Regions from separate parts of the Homo sapiens genome. Here region 2 is linked to region 1. A link is a loop called in an ENCODE intact Hi-C map of the cell type or tissue named here. Cell type or tissue: left lung. All regions are shown on one strand. Links, peaks and the distances in the headings refer to the core of each region. The heading gives the core; the rest is flanking DNA.

Region 1 (8,473 bases), core at 215-8,214:
TCACCATCTAGAGACAATTTATACATATTGCAGGGCCAGTTCCTGGAAAACTACGTATAAAATCATCCCAGAAGTTATGGCTTTGCAAGTATTTATCAGCCCTAAAAAAGAGACTAGACATCTACAAATGAATGGAACTGCAAGTTTTTATCTTCCAGGTCTAGAACTATGCAAGAAATGAGTCTCAGTTTCTGTGCCCAATCATGGAGGACTTGAATCTGTGGAGAGCAAAGATTGACTGGGGTATGGAAGAAGAGCTGTAAAATCAGTTAAGGATAAACTACTTACATTAGGTTCAAGAGGAGCCCTCTAGACTCTCAAAAAAAAATGGGCACTCAACAAAAAAATGTCACAGAATAGGACTGGGAATCTGTACTATTTATCCAGGTTCTCACCTAGGGGAATTTTACCCACCAGGAAACATTTGGAAATCTCACAACATTTTGTTGCATTTTGGGGGCTGCTACTGGCATTTAGTGAAGTAGAGGCCAGAAATGCTGCTAAACATCCTATGTTTATAATGTACAGGATGATAGCCCCTACCACAAATGATTATCCAGCCCAAATCTCAGTACTGCTGAGATTGAGAAATTCCACAATTGAGCATAGAGCATAGTTAAGGGTTGTTCTCCGAGACTTCAGCCCTGACCATGGCAAGTAACCTATATTGTTAGCCCTAAAAGAGGAGGATCAGAAAAATATGGACAATTTCATGCAAATGTATCTTAATGGAGAGACACAAATCAGGGCCATGGTTATTTTTAGCTGAGTGTGGACAAGCCCTTCACCCTCCAGGTTCCGTCAGTGTTCACCTGATGATGTCGCTGACAGTGCTGTCAATCCCAGTCTCCTGTTTTATTCAGTCCGTTGCTTGGTGATGTGACCTCCAGCAGTGTTTTACTGCATGTCTTTGATGTCCAGTTTCCTCTTGTGTCCAGTTCTTCATGGAATCATATGAAGCACTTAAGTCACTTGTGTCTGAATCACCCACAAGTGCTTACTACAAATGCATGCTTGGGCCCTACACCAAATCCATGGAATCAGAATCACAGTGCTTCATGGCCTGGAAATCTGCATTTTTAAGCTAGCATTACAGGTGATTTTGACGTATATTCAAGTTTGACACAGGATGTATGAAATAACAGAAATACACCATCACTTCTTAAAGTCCACTTATAATGTGCTTTGAAAAATATATTCACTTACCCCTCAGGCTATCCTTTTGATGTAGCATGTTGATTCCTATTTTACAGATTATAAAACAGAGGCCACAGAGCTTAACCAGATTAAGTAGGGAAACCCAAATGATTTGTTTAGCCCTGATGTTCTGTGAGGCTTAGCTTCATGTTCCTTAGGCAGACACATCACCTTCTCTGCCGCTACAGCCTGGGTTTACCTCTTCCCAGCTGCATTCCATAAAACCGACTATGTGTATTGAGCTATCACTTAATCGAGGCTTGACATAGACCTCATGTTAACTACTTCAGTACCCACAGGACTGAGCAGAGTAATACATCTACTTCCACTACCACTACCCTGGTCCAAGCAAGACACTGTCATTGTACCCCTTCATGCCAGCAACAGCTGCGTGGTTTGTTTCTCTCTGACCCTGCCTCAGCTCGTCCAATCCCTACACTCGCTCAAAAAATGGTTCACATTTTTTTATTATTGGATATGATGTTGCCTCCTACACATACACAAACCCACATTCATTTAAATCTAATGGTTTCCAACATGCTTCGCCCCAGCTTACAAGGTCCAGCTGACCCAGCAACTGCTGTGTTTGCTTCTTCCTCTGGCCTGTAACACTTTTCACGTGGCAATCACTTAACTACCTTGAGACCTTCACTTATGCTGTGCCCCCTGTCCTAACATGCAAGATCCTACTCCCCTCTTCCCTTATAAAACCGATCCACTCTCTCTGGCCTTATTTTAAGTGTCAGCTCCTAACAGATGCCTTGCACGTGTATGTATGCGTGTGTGTGTGTATATATATGTGTGTGTGTATATATACACCCACACACACACACACACACACACACACACACACACATCTTATCCCATCTAAATTAGATTCTGCTGCCATCTAATTTAGGAGACTATTCTTTTCCTTTTTAGTATTTGTGTTCATTTTGCTTCTATTACCGTTGTCGAGCTATCCAATCAGATTCGTTTCCACTGGCCCGTGAGACTGTATTTTGTTCACCTCTGCAAACAGGGATCAAAGGATCAAATAAATGTCTTGAGTAAACGAACAGGCACACAGCAAACTGGATGCACATTCCTAGTGATGGCGTGCGCTGTTTGTTATAACTGATTTCTGTGGGTTTGGGTATCTGGGGCCAAGATTCAATCTCGAAGAGTGGGAAGCACGGTCACGTCAAGAAGAGAGAGAGAGATCCGGGAGAAGAGGGAGGCCCCCGCGTGCCATGAGTTTTTACATGCTGCAGACAGTGACAGCTCATTGTTCTGGTCCTCCCGGCTGCCTCAGATTTGCTGACTCTGGGAAGCTAGGTCAGCTTGTGCGCATCTGAGCCTCCTTTTCCTCATCTTTATCAAGGAATTAATAATTCCCACCTGAAAAAGGTAGGGCCTGAGGCAAATGCGATACAGCAGGGGATAGCTCCCAGCACTTAGGAGGTGTTGAGGACGCTATCTTGACTCTTTGCCAGAAGAGTTGAAAATGAGAAGTCTGCACAGGCAGCGAAAAAGTCGCGCCACTCACCTGAGCCTTTCGTCTTCCGAACTCATCTCCCAGTGCGCTTAAATTACGTTTTCCAAGCCTGACCCTGGGCGCTCCCCTCCTTCTCATGGCGGTCGGTCCCTCCCTCCCTATCACTCCCACCCAGCCTCCCCGCCCCCTTCGCCCCCTCCCTCAGAGCTGGAGCCGGGAATCCCACGCCCTTGCACCAGCCCGGGGGCTCGGACGAGCCCGGGAGCCGCTGGTCGCCAATCACCGCGCGGTGGAGAGGCGGGCGCTCGGCTCCGGCGCGCTGGGGGAGCCAGCTGGCGCTGTCTTCCCCATCGCCTCAGACGCTCACACCGACACAGACAGACGCACAGACGGGCGGGCAGACACCGACAGTCTCCCAACCGTTTGCGCTCCAGTCCCGGCCCAGGGAGCCCCCCGTACCCTCTGGGGTGCCGCAAACTGCAGCTCGGCAGGCCCGCGCCGGGAGAAGGGAGGGCGCGCAGGCGGCCGGAGGAGGGGAGGTCCCAGCGCGCCCCCGCTGCGATGTGAACGGCGGCGGCTCTCACCTGGAGCCGCACCTGGGGCGCCGAGCTCCGGGGCCGCGGAAAGAATGCGCGCCGCCCGTGCGCTCCGCCTGCCGCGTCTGGCCACCCGCAGCCGCCGCGTCCGCACCTGACCATGGAGTGCGCCCTCCTGCTCGCGTGTGCCTTCCCGGCTGCGGGTTCGGGCCCGCCGAGGGGCCTGGCGGGACTGGGGCGCGTGGCCAAGGCAGGTGCCGCCGAGCGGAGCTCCGAGAGCGGGTGGCAGGGGGCGCCCGACGCCAGCCCCGCCGCGCCCCTCACGCGCGATGTCACCTTTTCTCTTGCAGGCGCTCCAGCTGTGCTGCCTCTGCTGTGCGTCGGTCGCCGCGGCCTTAGCCAGTGACAGCAGCAGCGGCGCCAGCGGATTAAATGATGGTTCGTATTTGCCCCCCATCCCCAAGAAGGGCCTTTCGCAGCACTTTGACCCTTCCTTCCCCCAAAGAGAGAAAAGATGGAAAAGCGCACCCCCTAACCTGGCAGGTGTGCGCTGTCTTGGAAATGGTTCCTGTTTGGAGAGGGGGGAAGGTTGGCAAGGACTGAACTTATCAAAAGAATCAACGCCCCGAGCTGCAAGTCACATAAAAGCAAATACTCTCCCTCCTTCACAGGTGGCTTGTTAAGAAGAACAAGAAAAAAAAAAAAATCCTAACTGCAGTGAGAAATTCGAAGGGAAGTGGACATTAACTAAGGAATTACTTATTTCCTCCCTCTCCTAACTCTTGTTGGGGGAAGCTAATTCTTAGTGGGAGATGAAAGAATGTGAGCCTCTTTCCTCTCTCCATCTTTCCTCATTTTTCTCTCGACTTCTGTTCCTTTTCTATCTCTTCTTTTTTTTTCATTTCTGCTTCCCTTGTTTTACGGATGTCTAAGGCTGCTTTTAGAGAGAGGAAAGCAGGTGACTTCAGGTCTCTGAGTCCTTTATCTATCTTTTCTGACGTTCGCCAGCCACAAACTTCCAGAAAATCCCTCACTTCTGACATTTATTAACTTCCCAGTGGAGCCCAGAGGGAAATCCTTGTTTTGATTGTTTCCCATCAGCTACAGGAGAACAGCTGATTCCTGACGCAAGGTGTCTAGGAAAACCTTACAGCTCAACCTGGATTCTTTAGAATTCTGTAATTTTTAGTTTTGCAAGGTTATCTCCTTTTCTTGTCAGGGGAATGGGGAGTGGGGCAGGATGGAGTCATGGAGAAGGGATTCACCTTTTGTCCAAACAGAGAGGCTGCAGTTTCTAAAACCACCCCTCATTCTTATATCAGGATCAGATGGCTGGAGGCCACGTCCGACCCAGCCACAACCTTGTAAGGACCTCACCCTTACTCACCTCCTGAAGTGGTCAATCAGAGATCACTCTTTACAGGGGACACTGACTGCCCTTCTTCCATCAAGAACCGAATGTAACCGACAGCCTGTTATTCTCCCCTTGGAAACAAGCTGGTAGCAGGTGTCTGGGGCCGTTTGATGGCTGGTTCCATAGAAGGCTGGCTGGATAACGTTCCTACAGAGCCTTCCAAGTAAGAGCAGGCAGAGTTTCAGATGATTTGGGACAAGAAGGTGAGACACAGACTTCCTGCATATGTCAGGAATCTTTTTCATAGTTAAGTTTTAGTTTGACAGAAGGAGAAGGTAGACTTTCTCTAAGAAATTGCACATAATCAAGAGCCACATCCCTTTAAAGCAATGTATCAGATTTTTAAGAGAAGAAAAATATTGTATGTCTGGCTCAGATTTTCAAGGTTAAGAGAGGGGAAAAACTTTTCCCCCCATTATTGTAAAATATGTATGTCAATTATACAGCATTTTTAGTTAAAGGAGGGAGTCAAGAAGAAAAATGGGAGTGGGAGGACATAAAGAATATAAAAATGAAAGCTGCCCAAGGAATAAGTCACAGATGGTTCATAAACAGAAGAAAATTATTGTCTATTGTGGAGAATTCTTTTTTAATGTGAGCCTAATTAGGCCATCACTCATTGATCTTTGCTAGCTACAGGGGCTCCACTATTCCTTAGTTTTTTTTTTTTTATTGGAGGAGGGGGAAGGTTGTTGACTGTTTAGGGAAAAGAGAAATTTCTCTTCCTTTTCCTCCTCCAGTAACTGGGGACCCAAGTGACTCAAACATACCTCGTCATTATTCAACAGCTTTCTAAACACTTTCCAAAGTAGTTTCCCATTCTGTGCCTTGAAAGTGGAAATGCAGGCTGTTTTTTAATGCACAGAGGGCATATTCCAAATCATTTTGTGGGATGATGCTTTTCAGCTTCAATGTTTGGTGAAAGAAAACAGTGTGCTGGCTTTGCTTTTCAAATAGCAAATTGTATTTTAGCTCCTCCTCTTTGGAACATTCAGCAATTAGTACTGCTCTAGGGAGCAGTGGTGAAGGTATTTTTAAACATGCCTTTCCAGGTGTCCCCTGATCTGACACTCCCCCACCAACATGCCTGAGCAATTTTATACATCAGACTATATAGGAGGGTTCTGACAATTTTGAGGCATTTTTGTGCATGCACTGTATTTTATGCTTACAATTAAATGGGATCATCCCTGTGAAAGCTCACAGTAAAATGCTAAGGGTGATACAAGTGCTGGAGTTTTCTTATCACACATAAATAATATTGGAAAAATGAAAATGCTGTTGCTTGTTAATGATCTGAAATATCATCTGAGGCTACCCCACACTGTGAGTTAGGACTTGAAATGTAAACTCTGCCTCTGCCAAAATGTTCCCGATTCAGTTTAAGCACAGAGAAATTAACCTCCTTGAAGAAATTTCCCGATTTTGTAGTTTTATGTTTATTAACTTTATCTTCAAAAAAATTAAATTTTATATATATGAATGGTTCTGTGGCCAATATTATAAAAGGCCCAGACCATTAAACATCAAAAGAATGTTCTAAATCTCTCTCCAGACAATGAGAGGTGTTACATTTTTCCACAGACATCCATGAAATTCATCAAAATTGTGCTTGGCTTTCGGGCACCTGTAGAAATGACTGTGGCCGAGTTAGTTGTAGAGACAGGTCTTCTGCTGCCTGTGCTGCTCTGAATTATATTTGATCTAGGTGCAAGGCAATAGGAACAAAGATATCTTTGAGCTTTGTGTTGCTCTTTGCCAGCTTGCTGGAAAGAGACCATTTGGAATTGTGGGCTCTGGGTGCTGACAGCTGAACTTTTCCCATTGCAGATTACGTCTTTGTCACGCCAGTAGAAGTAGACTCAGCCGGGTCATATATTTCACACGACATTTTGCACAACGGCAGGAAAAAGCGATCGGCGCAGAATGCCAGAAGCTCCCTGCACTACCGATTTTCAGCATTTGGACAGGAACTGCACTTAGAACTTAAGCCCTCGGCGATTTTGAGCAGTCACTTTATTGTCCAGGTACTTGGAAAAGATGGTGCTTCAGAGACTCAGAAACCCGAGGTGCAGCAATGCTTCTATCAGGGATTTATCAGAAATGACAGCTCCTCCTCTGTCGCTGTGTCTACGTGTGCTGGCTTGGTAAGTACACCCCAGTCTGAGTTGAGCTCCCTCTTTCGTGTTTTGTGTAACTTGAATGAACAGATGTCTGCAATATAAATGCTCTTCCAGCCAACTCCACACATTCACACTGTCAGCCTTGATACTTCTAATATTCTCAATTGAATTAATCTAATGTGCTCCCAGAAAAAGAAAATATAATAGAACTTTAATTACCATTTAGAACAATCTTTTGATGTTTAATGGTCTGGGACTTTTCATTCTCCATGTTTGAGATGATCCCCAAGGAAATTAACTTGATGGATGCCATTCGCTTTGTAATGTCCCGGGAGACCAGGCATTCTATAAATCTAACAAGCTTCATGCGTCTACATGGCTTTGAAATGGGAAAACTGTATTTCAATGCGAAATTGCATTCAGCAGCACTGGTAAGATCAACCTTCACTTTGCTGAAGGGAGGCCTTTTGTCTTCTTTGAACTAATCTGTTGCTGGTGTCCTGCTCACATAAGACATCCTTTTAGAATGTGGGGTGCTGTGTTCCTGGGCTGGCAGGATTAAATGTGGCATTCAGGGAAGCAGAACCTTTTAAAAGCATTTGGGACCAGTGTTATTTCCTCCCTATGTAATCCTCATCTGCTGAGCACCAGGCCAAGAATATCAGTGTAAATGATACTCTTCTCAGGATTCAATCAAATATACGAGGCGGTAAATGTTGTTCTGGGTTGATTTCATTCTGTGTTGTGATTGAGAAGTGTCTTGAATTGACAGAAGAGTTTGTGTGTGTTGAGACACATGGTGATTGTGCTCTGGCATGGCCAGAAGAAGGAAAATGTGAGAAAGCCCAAGTGAGGATGTAGTGAGTAATGTACATGGTACATCATGGCACAAAGCAAGAGGGGTGGCTTGGGTACGGGTGAATGCGGACTCCCATGTTCTTTGTTAGTTGAAACTTTCAGTTACTTTTTAATTTTTTCCCCCTATTATGGCCTGAAATTTAGCTAAAACCTTTCATTACAACCACAATCACGGTATTCTTTCTTTGGTCTATTTAAAATGATGAACATGGCTCACCATTGACCTATATATTATAACATGGTTACATGCCCCTGTGTGTGCACACATGACTATATCTTGTTTTTTTGTTTGTTTGTTTGTTTGTTTGTTTTGTTGTGGCACATCTCCTTCTCTTTACTTAGCATCCCCTTTGTATTTCTCTTTCTTCTGTCTATTCCGGTGTCCTAAAGGAGGAGTTTACACAACCCACCGTAGTGGCTTAAACTATCCCATTCCACATACCAGTAGTTGAAAGCAGTCTGCCCAGGTTCTAATTCTCAGACCAGCATTTACTCATAGGACCTTAGACAAATTGTTTAACTCTGTGTTAAGTAGAGTTAACTATGCCTTAGTTTCTTTATTTCTAAGATGGGAATAACAAGAGTTTACATCACAGGGCAGTGGGGATTCAATTATTTCTTATGTGGAAAGTGCCATAGCAGTTCCTGGCAGGGAATAATTTCTCTATAGCTGTTCTATTTTCAGCAAAATTTAGCCTCCTCATGTTTAGCACTCTCAGGACTTCACTCTGTGAGTGATGGGAAATCTTATCAATTGTCTCAAATTAATAATCTCATAGTAATAGATTAATATTATCAAAATTTCACATGAGTAGAATCATAAAATTTTTCTGTATGAAGATTTCATGATGTTTTTATCCATTTTTTT
Region 2 (8,473 bases), core at 143-8,142, 61 kb before region 1:
CGCAGGGCGGAGTGCAGTGGTGCGTAATCTTGGCTCACTGCAACCTCCACCTCCCAACTTCAAGTGACTCTCCTGCCCCAGTCTCCCAAATACCTGGAATTACAGGTGTACGCCACCACGCCTGGCTAATTTTTGTATTTTTAGTAGAGATGGCGTTTCACCATGTTGGTCAGGCTGGTCTTGAACTCCTGACCACAAGTGATCCACCACCTTGGCCTCCCAAAGTGCTGGGATTACAGGCGTGAGCCATTGCACCCCCAGCCGTGTGCGCCCCCAGCCATGGCAAGCTTTTTAGAATCTTCCAGATGGGGATAAATATTCCTCCTCTGTGCTTTGATAGCCCCTTGGTTTTACCCCTTTATAAAATGTATTCATAACTCTTAAGGCAATTGATTATTTTTCCTCGTAAACCGAATGAAAGAGAATCTGTTTTCAGAAAGAACCTGTTGGATACATGCAGAAGAAAGATAAGAGTCTAGAAAATATCTTGGGATGTTGAGTCAGAGTTTGAATGCTGCTTTCTAGCTGTGTGATCTTTGGGACATTACTTAATGTCTCTAAATCTGCTTTCTCATTTTTAAAATGATGACAGTGCCACCTTATTTGTAGGACTGCTGTAAAGTTTGAAAGGAGATAACGGGCAAAACATACCTGATAGATGTTATTCATAAATATTGAATACCTATTTACATGGAAGGGGAAGCAGCAATGTTAAAGACAGCAACTTGCTCTTGACAGAGATAAAGAAAACACAGTCCTCAAATATGGACATTATGAAAGCTAATCAAAGGTGTCACAAAAATAAGTTCCACTTTTTGAGCACCTACTGAAGGCCTGCAAATGATGAGCTTTATATACATCGTCTCATTAATTCTCACAGTTATCTTGCAAGATAGAAACTGCCATCTTCATTCTATACCTAAGGAAACAGTCTCATGAAGAGTGTGCAACTGTCTCAAGGCTACAAAAGTTGCAGACTAAGACTTTGAGTTTACGTTTGTTTAGCTTATTGTGTCACAACTGGGTGGTTTTTTTTTTTTACCACCCCTCTCCAAGGGAACTGTGGAAATATCTGCAGACACTTTTCATTGTTACCAACTGGGTGATGGGGTGCTATTAGTATGTGGGTTGAGGCCAGTGGTGCCACTAAACATGCTACTATGTACAGGGCATTCCTACAGGAAAGAAATAGCCAGCCCCAAATTTTGATAATGCTGAGGTGAACAAACCTGGTCTAGTATTTTTGCTTCAAAGTTTCCCTTTTTCATCTTAAAGTATTCCATTAATGTGGTTTTGATGATATGGAGTCATGTAAGAGGCTAGTGGCATTTCAGAAAAGCCTTGTGCGAGCATACTCATATAACTCAATTCCCTATACAAAGTGATAGAAATGGCCACATAGACATTTATGCCCTGAACAACCCACTTAGAACTTTGACCTGCCCATGCTTCAATAACTTCACAACCACAAATCTTAGAAATGGGAGGAATATGGAGGGTTGGGAGCAGAAAGAATGCAGAGGTCACACCCAAGATGAGTTCTCACACTGCTATAAATAACTACCTTAGATGGAGTAATTTATGACGAATAGAGGTTTAATTGACTCACAGTTCTACAGGAAGCATGACTGGGAGGCCTCAGGAAACTTACAATCATGGCAGAAGGGGAAGGGGAAGCAAGCACCTTCTTCACATGGCAGCAGGAGAGAGAGAGCACACTAGGAGGAAGTGCCACGGACTTTTAAACTATCAGATCTTGTGAAAATTCACTACTATGAGAGCAGCAAGGGGGAAATCAGCCCCTATGATCCAGTCACCTCCCACCAGGTCCCTCTTCCAGTTTGACACGAGATTTGGGTGGGGACACAAATCCAAACCATATCACAACCCTCGCTCCACTTAGGAGCTGGTTGTCTTTGGGAAATGGAGCTGATCTCCCAAGATATATTTTTTACATCTATAAAATGGGAATATTAAAGACTGCCTCAAAGAAATGAGTCAGGATTATGTGAAGCCATGTAGTATGATATTTTGTTGAAGGATGTGGCACCTCCTGGGTATACAATGTTATCCTCCAAAGAAACCTCTTGGAATGTGGTTGTTTGTTCATCCTCTGCATGTAAGTAGCAGAAACTTTTCTTTTTTTAACCCAAGGGGTTGACTGCAGAGCCTGTGCTATTTTGCCTCCCCTTTCTACCTTCCCAGCATTCACTTCTGGCTGATAGAATTGTTACCTCTCAAGTTCATAATGCCAACCTTCCCACCCCTACTACTCAACAGAATGGTGACAAATGGTGCTTCACACGGGTAGTATCCCTCAGGTTATTTTCCCACTTACACCTGTCACCACCCTTCTTCCTGCTCCTGAGTAGAAATGTTACTGCTCACAATGAAGCAGCAGGAGACTCCCTGAGCGAGAAAGGACACTAAGGACACTTGGTCCCTTCCAAGGCTCTGGTTTTGCCTATTAGGTATTCCATTGAATTAGCTCTGCTTTCACATATGAGGTATTCAGTTAAGCAAAATCCCACTTTTCTAACACCTCTCACATGCCAAAGCCTTTGCTAAGCACTTTATATGCCTTAGTTTATCATGGCGCTCAATAAGACTTCAACAAATATTTGTTAATAGTTGTATGAATGCAATAGTCTTACGAAAGAAGAATCACACATTCTTATGATACAGAGTCTCAGAGTCACACAGGAACTGTGGGGAAGACCAGCCATAGGACACCAGTTGTCTAATTTCAAAGCCCACAGTATGTGTGTGTGTGTGTGTGACAGGTTCTCCATGCAGTGGCACAATCTTGGCTCACTGCAGCCTCTGCCTCCCAGTTTCAAGCAATTCCCCTGCCTCAGTCTCCCAAGTAGCTGGGATTACAGGCATGCGCCACCATGCCTGGCTTAATTTTGTAGTTTTTGGTAGAGACAGGATTTCAACATGTTGGCCGGGCTGGTCTGGAACTCCTGACCTCAAGTGATCTGCCTGTCTCGGTCTCCGAAACTGATGGGATTACAGGCATGAGCCACCGCACCTGGTCCAAAGCCCACATTCTTAACCAAGACAAAATACTAACATACAGTAAAAGAAATGTCCTGCCTGCACCAGGACCTGCTGATGTTAAGAGTCATTCTAGACTGCTGGCTGTACGCACATCCCAATTTTTTTGATTTATGAAAAATATCTCCTCATCCACATATGCGACAGGTATTTATTGAACTTCTGCTATGTTCCTGGTGATGTGTTGGTCCATACAAGAGTAAAAAAAACAGACTAAAACTCCTGCTCACATACAGTTTACATGACAGTGAGGTGGGAGGTGATGATCCTTAGACAAATAAACAAATTATAATAGATGAATATTGAGTGTTACCAAGGAGATGAGTGGGCTACCCAGGTAGAGATTAAAGCTATTTAGGGGGAGGCATCACAGAGGAGACAATATTTTTAAAATGACCCTGAAGAACGAGAAGTCAGCTGTGCAAAAACCCTGGGAAGTATGTCCCAGGCTGCAGGAGCAACGTGTGCAAAAGCCCTAAGGCCAGAAAGGCCTGGTATGCCTGAAGTGTAGAGGGCAAAAGAGAGAGTACAGATGCGTGAAGATGCCATTATTCTGATTTTTTTCTTTTTGAGTCAGAGTCTTGCTCTGTCATTCAGACTGGAGTGCAGTGGCACAATCTTGACTCACTGCAACCTCTGCCTTCCAGGTTCACATGATTCTCCTGCCTCAGCCTCCCAAGTAGCTGGAATTACAAGTGCCCACCACCACATCCGGCTAATTTTCATATATATATATATTTTTTTTTTTTTAGTAGAAATGAGGTTTCACCATGCTGGTCAGACTGGTCTCAAATTCTTGACCTCTGAGCTGAAGTGATCTGCTCACCTCGGCCTCCCAAAGTGCTGGGATTATAGGTGTGAGCCACCACGCCCGGCCTCTGTTTTTTTTTAATTGTAATAGATGAAAGACAACTACATGAAAGAAATAGATAAACTTGGACACTTTATTAATAATAACTGATGTTGTTCGAGTAGTACTCAAACCCTAACCCCTGGCACTTCTGAATGTGAACTTATTTGGAAATAGGGTCTTTGCAGGTGTAGTTGAGATGTAAGTTAAGATGAGGTCATACTGGAGTAGGGTGGGCCCTGAATCCAATATGACTTACGTCCTGATATAAAGAGAGGAAATACATCTGTGTGTCTATCTGATAGACACACACAGAGAAGAGAATGCCACGTGAAGACAGGGACATACGGGGAAGACAGCCATGTGATGAAGGAGGCGGAGACTGGAATTATGCAGCTGCAAGATTTCCTTTGGTGTTCCTTGCTAAGAGATGCTAGGAGAGAGAGGATGGTTCTGCCAGCACCTTAGACTTTAGACTTTTAGCCTCTAGAAATGTGAGGGAATATACTTCTGTGTTTAAAGCCAGCCAGTTTGTTGTAGTTGTTAGGGCAGTCCTAGAAAAGTAATACAGTCACTCATTAGTTATAACATCTCTCTCAATTGATCACAATCTATCTGCCCTCCCAAAAGGGGTCCATAGAGATTCCTCCCTGAAATGGACTTTGTCAGAGGGCAAGATACCTTGGAAATTGACAGTCCCAGTGTCCTAGCAGCTACATAAGAATGGACAGGCTCATATTTACAGCCTGGCCTCCATCCTGACTGCAGCACGAACTGAGGAACTGGTTATATCTCTTGGCTGAGCAAAAGGCATTCTCACTTCCTAAACTTATGGGCGTCTTGTCTTCCTTCGTTCCAAAAGAATGAGGGACCTGGGTCACTCCCAGGTCCTCATAGCTCCTGTAATTGCAAAAAAGAAAAAAAATGGGGTTATGCAGACTGCACTCTCTCTGTGGGGAGGTTTGGATTACCCCAACATGGACTTCAGATGATTAGAGAAAAAAATAAAGTTTAATTTGCCCCAGAGTGGTTCTTTGCTTGAACAAGTGTTCCTCATTAACCAAACAAGGGTGTTGGTTTTTTTTTAAATTTTTTATTTTCACCCTGAGTGGCAATTACCTTTTCTTACTAGCACAAAGTTCTCTATCTAAAAAAATGTTTTAAATAATCAAAAGGAAATATATTCCAAGGATAGTGATGAATTTCTGAGTGGCAGGAGGAAGATGGAATCTCGCGGGGATGGTGATGATGAGCAAGGATTTGGATAGACATGTACCCCAGCTCTGTAACCTGGATGAGCTGGTTCCCTTTCTGAGAGCAATAATTCCTTATTTGTAGAGTTATTGTTGATATGCAATGAAATAATACATAAGACTCTCAGAAGTGTGTCATTCTTAAGTCAGATGTTATTACTCTAGCTCGGTGCCCTCATTGTATAGATACATGGTGGCCCAGGGAATGATGGTGTTGATTCAGGACCAGGACCTGGTGAGAATGACTTGCTACCTATCCAAGACATTTCCTAGGTTTCATCGCCTAAGGATGTGCATGGTGCCCGAGAACTCTCTCGTGTGCCACAGGAGGGCATGTAGACTTTGTTCTAGGGCCAGAAGATACATAGGAAGATATTCATTTGGATCTCTCTGCCCATTTCCAGCTTATCCAGGAAGCTTCCTCTGGTGGGGTCTGAGATTTTACCCGACTTGCCAGCTAACAAGTGAGTCTCCCAAGCTTTTATGGATGTTGGCAGAAGATGTGAGACTCCTGGGTCAGTGACAAAGGGCTTTATTAATCCCAGTACAGCAAGTAGCCTGCACTTCACATTTGTGTCAGCTGTCCTCACCTGTCTCCTACAGGACAACGCATAACTGTAGGGAGAGTCACAAATGGGGAACCCCAGGCTGGGAGAACCTGAATCTTTACTATGGGACAGCAACCATGCCTGCCTATGGCTCCAGAGGGAGATAATATTTCTACCTTCCAAGCCTGTTTGTTACATAGCCTTAAAATCTATGGTGGAAAAAATATAGAGTTTGGAACTGGGTGTAGCTGGGTTTGCTGACACTAAACCTTTGGTCTGCTTCTGCTTCATTATGAAACCATGGGCAAGTGACTTACTATCTCTGCACCTCAATTTTTTTTAGTCTGCGAAATGGAGGTAAGAATGCCTATCTCAGAGGATGAAGATAAGTTTGGCATATTACAGACACTTAAAAAGAATAACACCTACATTTTCTAATCTGCTATGGCATGTGATTGTGTTCTTGCCATGGCTCCGTCAGAAGAGGAGCATAAACATTATTTTGAGTGCCTTTGTCTCTGCATAGAAGGTACCAGGATAGAGGCCAGCAGAGGATGAGTGACATATTTTGATCAAAGTTGCACAAATAGAAGCTTGATTTCCCCAAGCTTCCCTCTGAGCTTCTTGAGAAGGAAGAGTTGTATCTCAGCCCAGTGGGTGGTTTATGAACAGGCCAACTTCTCCTCGACCTGAAGTCAGGCAAATTTTTTGACTTTCAGATAGAGCTCGTATCTTATGACCTGTGCATATTCCTTGTGTTTTCCATTCTGGCTTCTGTTAATGTAATGCAAGACGCTTTCCACACTCCACCCTGCTTCTCCCTGGACGACTTCCTGCATCACCTTTGCCTCCCCAAGACCTAGTCTCAGATTTTCTTCCTTGGCTGCTGCCTTTACTGTTTAGGCAAACCATGATCACCATCAGTACCTCCTCCACCTTCCTTCTCAGCAAGTCTTTGTCTTCCTCTATGCCAAATGAGCATTTGGGGGCATGGAGTCCAACTTCTTCCTCCACGTGTGGCTCAAAGAAGTTGGGTAGCTGAATTCCTCCTGGTGGCCTCACTTCTGCTTTGCTAATTTTTATTGTTTTGGACTTCTCAGGCAGGGAAAACAAACAAAGTCCTTGGCTCCTGGAGGGATCCATAGTCCAGAAGGGTTAGAGGGCTGCTAAAGATCAGGGCTTTGATTCTACCCACATTCCAATGAGGAGTGGACCTGCCCCTGGAGTATAACATCTCTTTCCCCAGATTCCTGATTGCCCTGCTGGCTGGTGGCTGCATGTGGAAAGAATGAGGCAGCTCCTCATGTCAAAATCTCTTTTTCTGAGATGTAGCTGTTCTGTACTGTAAGATCCCTTTTTATGATGATTTTTGAATGCTGGTAGTGATGGAGAAAGAAAAAATCTGTTCATTAAAACAAAATTAGGCTGGGCACAGCAGCTCACGCCTGTAATCCTGGCACTTTGGGAGGCCGAAGCAGGCAGATCACCTAACATCAGGAGTTCAAGAAATAACATGGCCAGCATGGTGAAACTCCATCTCTGCTAAAAATACAAAACTTAGCTGGATGTGGTGGTATGTGCCTGAAATTTGAGCTACTCGGGAGCCTGAGGCAGAATAATCACTTGAACCCTGGTGGCGGAGGTTGCAGTGAGCCGAGATTGTGCCACTGCACTCAGCCTGAGTGACAGGGTGAGACTGTCTCAAAAAAAAAAAATCATCATCATCATCATCATCATCATCATCACTTATCTTGTCTGTTCACCCAATCCATTCCTCTATCTATCAATCTATCATCTATCTCTATATTGGACGTCGTATTTCAGATGACCTAAATCTTACAGATTAAAACTGCAGCATTGAGGATGAAAGTCTGTATATTCTGGTTGTGTTCTTTCTTGATGAGGACAGTCTGCCTAGTCCAAACGTTTATTGGAATTAATTAGTTTGCGACTTATAGAAAATCCTGGTCTCTTCTGCCTCACAAGTAATATCTGTTCTATGGCTTTCTGATCAGTACTGGCAACTATTCATTGACCATTTAGAATGTCAATATTAGAATAATATTAGAAGTCTTATTCCGAAACTTTTATTAATTGGAAGGTTTTTTCCCCCTCTCCTTCAAGAAGAAAGTCTACTTTTGTTTAAGGAAAGCATACAAAGTAGTTTTAAGGCCAGGGTATTTCCCCGTTCTCTTGTCAGTGAAAGCAGGGGACGTTACGATAGATTTCACATTACCAGGTTTTCTCACAAGAGGAGGAAATGCCAAAAAACATAAGCGGGCACTGGGAAGCAGAGAGCCTCAGCAACAGGTGGGAGGACCCACTGCAGAAGTGGGAGCAGGAAAAACAGAGGGCACAGCAGCAGTCCTGAAGGATGTCAGGCCTTTATTGGAACAGTACTGGGTGCTGGTTGCAGGGTCACAGGATAAGCCTGAAATCTCGTTTTCTAAGCAGGGTCTTTGAGTAGAGTCAGATCATTAAGTATTGAACTGAAGGCTCCTGAAATCCCCTTTACAGTGTCTCTGAAGTGATCATAGATCCTGGGGTGGGCTCACGTGGACTCTGTTACACAGACAGAAAGGGCATGAGGATTAGAGGCCTATAGGGTCTAACCTGAGGCTCTGCAAAGTTGTGAAAGAATTGTTTACATGTGCTCATTCTTCTTGTATTGAATAACACAAGAAACAGATTTTTTAGCCACAAATTCAGAAACAAAATGAGTCACTGGTAACTTGTTGAAACATTATTTCTTGAAAATTATA

What was found. Hi-C counts contacts between places; a loop is a spot of excess contacts. Peaks named below come from ENCODE experiments on the same cell type or tissue, not always from the same donor. Only the 100,000 strongest peaks of a DNase experiment are listed, where the experiment ranks them.
Region 2: it touches region 1 in a loop (5-fold over the local background); 2 of 110 quality-filtered maps call a loop at or near these places.

What each region holds. Positions count from the first base shown.
Region 1 is chr16:77,429,593-77,438,065 of GRCh38, reverse strand. It overlaps ADAMTS18 (ADAM metallopeptidase with thrombospondin type 1 motif 18), which reads left to right and starts at 3,032. Exons shown (of 23, transcript NM_199355.4): 1 at 3,032-3,460; 2 at 3,561-3,648; 3 at 6,455-6,771. The coding sequence starts at 3,371. RefSeq lists an enhancer at 2,836-3,336. In left lung, for the core only: no CTCF peak of the experiment used is centred there; DNase peaks (open chromatin) are centred at 3,050 and 3,230; H3K27me3 peaks cover 5,435 bases.
Region 2 is chr16:77,490,238-77,498,710 of GRCh38, reverse strand. All of the region lies in intron 1 of LOC105376775 (a long non-coding RNA gene), which reads left to right. Among named protein-coding and RNA genes, the nearest start is that of ADAMTS18, 59 kb to the right of the region's middle. In left lung, for the core only: no CTCF peak of the experiment used is centred there; no DNase peak of the experiment used is centred there.